Regions from separate parts of the Homo sapiens genome. Here region 1 is linked to region 2. Evidence: chromatin loops called from intact Hi-C (ENCODE). Cell type or tissue: breast epithelium. All regions are shown on one strand. Each heading gives the region's core, and the rest is flanking DNA. Links, peaks and the distances in the headings are about the cores only. Region 1 overlaps FAM53A (family with sequence similarity 53 member A). Region 2 overlaps FGFR3 (fibroblast growth factor receptor 3).

Region 1 (2,889 bases), core at 234-2,733, 140 kb before region 2:
ACCCACACCTCACACTCTACCGGGGGTACCCCATGTCCACACTGAGCCCCATGCAGCCTCGATCACCAACTCACCCAACCACCTGGTCTGTCTCCCAAGGCATCTGAGAAACCCAGGGCCGCTCTACATTAGGACTGTTGTCTGGTCATCAATACGTCGCTGGCACCATCATTCCCCGCCCCACAACGTGCTGAGCCGGCAGCTCCCTCCTCTGCTCCCATCCCTCCTGGTCCCCGTGGGGCCTGACACCCACGCCATGCACACCCCAAGCCCTGGCAAGCAGGGACAGCCTGCTTGTGCTATGTCCAAAGCTTGCCACCAGCTTTCCAGCATTTACTGGCTTCCCCAGGTCAGCCCATCTCATAGCAAAAGATCAGAGCCTTCTCTAAACCCTGCTCTCTGCAGAAAAGTTTCATAGCAGGGAAGTCTGGGTTTTCAACTCACCTCAAGCCCCCCGGAAGAATCAACTGGAGAGCCCACTGATCAGAAGAGGCAAAGCTCACGGTGCCCTCAGCGTGGCCTAGGACTAGCGTCCTGGAGGACCCTGGGGGATCCCACCTGGCACGCCGGCCACACTGCTCTCCAGCTCTGGGCTGTGGCCAGGTCGAGGAGGACCTGGGCCATCTGTGCCCCTTCTCCAGTCACTGTCCCCACAGGATGCCCAGGCCCAGCCCACCCGAGCAAGACAGTGCAGCCACACTATGGACAGCTCCACCCACATCTACAGCCCCCAGAGGCAGGGCATGGGCAAGCCTGTGGCCCGGAGGATGGGGCTGGGGATGAGAGTTCAGGGGGCTGCCAAGGCCACAGGTCATTGAGGAGACAGGCTGACACTGATCCCGCCCCACCCTAGCCACAGCCCCACTCGGCCCTGGCTGGTACTCAGTTGGCATCGGGAAGTCCTGTTAATTTCTGCCACTGCCCAAAGCTTCCCCGACACAGATGACCCAGTGAGTGTGCACACAGCCCACCCTACTCTGTCACGGCTCTGCCATCTCCCTCCCCGAGCGCTGCCGGGCCCCCAGAGGTCTCTGGTGAATGCACTCCCTTAGTAACACAGAGCAAGACCTGGGAAAGCCTCCTCAGTCCTGTTTCCTTCCTTAACTCTGTGCCAACCACGGCCTGTGACGGGGGTGTGGAGAGGTGGGTGGCACTGAGAATCTTCAAGTGGGTGAAGGCTCTCTCCTACATCCAGACAGTTTCTGCAGGAGGTGCCTGTACAGTCCCAAAGCGCACAGGCGCTGCTGGGCTCTGAGCTGCAACATGCACACCCACCAGCTCCCACAAGAGAGGACCCCGGGCTCTGCCTCGAATGGGGCTCCCAGGACAGCTTGTTACTTCCTGAGCCATCACCAGAAAAAGTCAGGGGACTCCCCAGCAGCTGAGGCGGGGGGCGGCTCAGCCAGGCCAGAAACCCACAGCTCCGTTCTGCTGCCTCCCCCAGGCCTCACTGCAAGCCTGGCCGGCCACCCTGGGCCGTGTGTGGGGCTCTGCCTCTGCGGGAGCAGGCGGGGTGAGCTGGGTGCTCTGACACCAGGACAGGCCCCCGATCGCTCCCACGCACTCCAGATGGCTCTCCTCACTCCTTTCCTCCCAGCCCAGAGAAGACCAGCCGGATGCTAACAGCCACATCCAGAGAATCAGCCAGCCTCACCCCAGCACCGCCCTGTCCAGATCTACGCCCCTCTGAGCCCCTGGAAATAAGAAAGCCTCACCTGGGTCATTTTCAGGAAGTCCAAGGATGGGCGTGTCCACCTGGCGTCCTCCTCACGCCTCCGTTTGCGCCGGCTCCTCTTCCCACTGAGCACGCAAGGCTGTGAGCGGCACCGGAGCAGCCCACGGCGCCCGCCCAGCGCAGGCGTGGACGTGGGGCTGCTGCTGGCCCAGGGCAGGGGAGTGCCCGCACCCGCGAGTCGCTCCTGTGAGAGGGACGGGCGGCGCCTCGTGGAGGGCAAGCAGGACTCCGCGGAACACCAGAGCGGGCCTGAGCCCGCACTGCCCTCGCTGCTGTCCACGAAGCCGCCGCTGGCGGAGGACGGCCGGGGCGTGGCGGGCGAGGTGGGACCGGTCGACCACACAGCACTCCTCGGCAGGACGGCGCCGGGGCTTCCCTGCCGCGTGGCACTCCCGCCGCTGTCGCACCGCCTCTTGGAGACTGGAGTCCAGACCTTGGAGCTGCCGGGGCGCCAGGGGGACCGGCAGCGCACAAGCTCCTCGGGTTCTGACAAGGACCGGCAATGCCGCTTGGTCGGTGGGGCCGTGGACGAGCCTGTGCTTTCACTGGGGTCCACGGTGCTGGCTGCACCCAGGCCTGCGCCTGGGCGCGGGGACTGTGGCTGCCACTGAAGACCCATGGTGTGAGCGGCAGCAGACAGGCCCGGCAGGAAGGAGAAATCAGGGCCCGTGGCTGCCTGGCTTCTGACGGGCGGTCCTCCACTGAAGACCTTCCAGGGACTCTGGTCTACAAAAAAAGACACAAAGAGGCAGGGGAAGAGACAGGTGAGCCACAGGGCAGGCGACATCCATCCCGGCAAACAGCCTGGCAGAGCTGTCAAGGGCACAACCCCATCGCCGCCACCCCTGGGCGTGCTTCTCCAAGATGTCCGTGGCGCACAGTGGACACCAGCCCCGCCTGCCCTTGCTGGGTTAGCTGCGGGGCTCGGCTCACTTCTTAAAGGGGACACCGTGTCTGAAGGAGGTGTCAGCCTCCCCACCGGTGCCTCCCTGAGAACAACCGCACGGCTCTGCTCTCCCGACAGCTTTGCTAAAACATTCTTCCCGCATCCTCAAAATGCCCCTCTCCCTCTGTGACCAGGCATCTCAAGGATGTGCGGCTACCCCGGCCAGGACTCTCCAGGGCCCCTTCTTAAAGCAGCTCAGGTCCCTTAG
Region 2 (2,889 bases), core at 364-2,863:
GGGGCGGGAGCTGGGCCCGCGGACAGCGAGCCGGAGCGGGAGCCGCGCGTAGCGAGCCGGGCTCCGGCGCTCGCCAGGTCCGTGCTTGGGGCCGGGCAGGCTCGCGGAGGGGTCCAACGGTGCTCGCGGAGGGGTCGGGGCGCGGCTGTCGCGGAACCACAGAGGTCCCTGCAGCGGGCCGGGCCGGGGCGCGGGCTTCCCGCTCCGGAAAGTTTGCCGCCGCCGCCGCCCTGGGAGGGCTTTGCAGCAGCCAGGGAGGGAAGGGGGAGGAGGGAGGGACCGCGGCGGGGAGGAGGCGGCCGGCGCCAGGCGGCCCGGGAGCCCTGGGCGGCGGCGGCGGCGGGCGGGGCGGCTGGGGGTCGGAGGGGTCGGGACGCAGGAGCCGGCCACCGCCGCTTTCGTCCCTGTCCGCCCCTCTAACGAGCTGCCTTCCTCCTCCTGTAGTCTCCCGAGCGGCGCCCGCCTCCCGCCGGTGCCCGCGCCGGGCCGTGGGGGGCAGCATGCCCGCGCGCGCTGCCTGAGGACGCCGCGGCCCCCGCCCCCGCCATGGGCGCCCCTGCCTGCGCCCTCGCGCTCTGCGTGGCCGTGGCCATCGTGGCCGGCGCCTCCTCGGAGTCCTTGGGGACGGAGCAGCGCGTCGTGGGGCGAGCGGCAGGTAAGAAGGGACCCACTAGGCACGGGAGAGGCCGGCCCGTGCGGGCAGAGGCGTTGGGGACGGGAACCGGCCCCGGGTCGGAGGGGCCGCCGGGTGTGAGTGACGCCCCGGGGTTAGAGCCCGGATTCCGCTGCCTCCTTGCCGGAGAGCGCGGCCAGAGCTAGCGCGGCGACTTGTGGTGCGCCCGGAGCCGCAGCTACCCTCCAAGTGCGAGGCCACCACGGGGAGCCAGGCTGGGGGTTGGCGTCCGCAGCCCCGATCCCCTGCGACTCCCTAGCCCTGGCCTGTCGGGAGGGCGCGGGGGGCCCCATTTCCACGATTCCCGCTGTTGTTATTCGGGTTCTGCGCAGACGGAAAGTTCCCATTGTTGGCGTCCCCCTCCCCCGGGCCCCAGTTTGTGGCCAGCTTCGGCCAAGGCGAGAGACCGGACTTCTAAGGGTGGGTGTGCGCGTCAGCGAAGCCCGGCCCCTGCCCGCCCGAAGAGGCAGCAGCCTCCAGCGTCCCCGCTGCCGACCCTGCCCCTGCCTGGGGGCCGAGGGCGCTTCCCCGTGGGTGCGCGCCGAGCTCCAGGCAAGCGAGGGGCGCGTGTCCCAGCGTCGCGGGCCCTAGACTGGGCTGGCGGTCCAGGTCCCGCGGGACGTCGAGGGTCTGAAGGGAGGTCCCAAGGGGCGAGGGGAGGGGAAGGGGCGCCCGGCCGGACCTGCACACGCGCCGCGGTTCCTCGTGGGCCGGGCCGAGAGCTCCGGTGCCGCCGCCGCGTACACCCGCAGCCGGCTCCGGACGGGCGAGGGGGGCGCGCACAGCTCAGCCCGGCGGCCGCGCGGAGGGAGGCCTTGGCCCGGTGAGCTCGCGCCCCACCCGGGCCGAGGCCCGAACAGCCGCTTCTTTGTACCTCGACGCGGCCACAGACCGCGCATTGATGGCGGCTCGGCGGCTCGCGGGGAGGTGTGAGCGACCGCGGGCGCGGCGGGCCGGGGAGGGCGCCTGGAGGGCCGAGGCAGATGGCGTCCGCCCCGCCCGCGCCCCCGCGCCCCTTTCTCCGTCGGCGGCTGCAGCCTCCCGGAACAATGTCATTTTTTTTATGAATGAAAGTGGCCCGGCGCTTGAATGTGCGTGTCATTCAGCGGCGTGACAGGGGCCGTCGGGAGGTCAGCGCGCGCTTTTAGCGTCTGCTCGGGCGGCCCCGCTTCCAGGGGTGCCGGAGGGGCGGCCGCGGGGGGAGCTTGGCTTTCGCATTCTCATTCAGATAAAGATATTACTCCCTACGGCCCGGGAATGTCAGCCAGCCCCGGGGAAGGGCGGCGGCCAGGCTGCGGAGCCTCTCCTGGACCCCCTGCGGGCGCGCGGGGCCTCCCCCAGTCGCTCCTGGAACGCCCCGCCCACCCCTCCCCCGGGGCGGCGCCCCCGCCCGCACTGGAGCTGGTGAAACAGGTAGTGAGTTGATCGGTCAATAAACTTAATCCGGTTCCTTAACAAGATGGGCCGGGCAGTAAAAATACAAAGACCTCGTGAAATGGACTGAGGTCTAGGCTGGCGCTTGCCCGGGAACATAAATTATGGAGCCTTGGCTCGCAGGGGTCAAGGGCGGTGGGAAAGGTTTTGGCCACTGGACTGCCCTGGCCACCCCAGGCCCTGCCAGGACAGCCCCCATCTCCCCAGGGGGCCGTATTCCTGGTTGGGACCTGGAGTGACCCCCCAGGGTGCAGGGAGGTACACAAGGTCGGCTCTCCCACAGTCCCACCCCACCCAGCAGGGGTCTGGGGGTGCAGGGCCTTTCCCGAAGGTGCTGGCTGCAACCTCCCCCACTCCTCCTCTGCAGGGCTGGACTTTGAGCCGCGTGGGCCTCTGGGTGGTTCATTAACCTGGGCTGAGCCTGGCCTCCAGGTCCTTGTGTGAGCCTAGGAACCCCTTGTTACCCACCCCCCAGCTCCCCAGCCCTCAGGTCTCACTTGGGGCTAGATCTGGGGCTGTGGCACCCCTTGTTACAGCTGAGCTTGAGTGGGAGCCCAGGGGCTTGGGGTCTCCTGGAGGACGGGGATCTAAAGTCACCTCATCTAGGGAGGCATGCAGCCCTCACCTGAGTGATTCAGGAGTGAATGAGCCAGGAGTGGAGCCACCTTTGGTGGGGTAGGGGTCAGCCTGGACCTCTAGGCTGCCAGCTCAGGCTCGGGTGCCCTCTTCGAACCTCAGTTTCCTTACCTGTCCAAGAGAACCGATAATGGCAGGCTGTTTGA

The links. A loop is a pair of places that touch in the nucleus more often than their neighbours do. Peaks named below come from ENCODE experiments on the same cell type or tissue, not always from the same donor. Only the 100,000 strongest peaks of a DNase experiment are listed, where the experiment ranks them.
Region 1: a loop joins it to region 2, with 2.4 times the contacts of the local background. A loop is called at or near these places in 1 of 110 quality-filtered maps.

What each region holds. Positions count from the first base shown.
Region 1 is chr4:1,653,263-1,656,151 of GRCh38, forward strand. It overlaps FAM53A (family with sequence similarity 53 member A), which reads right to left. Exons shown (of 5, transcript NM_001174070.3): 4 at 1,716-2,461. Among named protein-coding and RNA genes, the nearest start is that of FAM53A, 30 kb to the right of the region's middle. In breast epithelium, for the core only: no CTCF peak of the experiment used is centred there; no DNase peak of the experiment used is centred there.
Region 2 is chr4:1,793,389-1,796,277 of GRCh38, forward strand. It overlaps FGFR3 (fibroblast growth factor receptor 3), which reads left to right. Exons shown (of 18, transcript NM_000142.5): 1 at 1-77; 2 at 445-655. The coding sequence starts at 547. Among named protein-coding and RNA genes, the nearest start is that of FGFR3, 1.5 kb to the left of the region's middle. RefSeq lists a silencer at 13-162 and an enhancer at 1,871-2,399. In breast epithelium, for the core only: no CTCF peak of the experiment used is centred there; no DNase peak of the experiment used is centred there; H3K4me3 peaks cover 2,095 bases; H3K27me3 peaks cover 2,186 bases.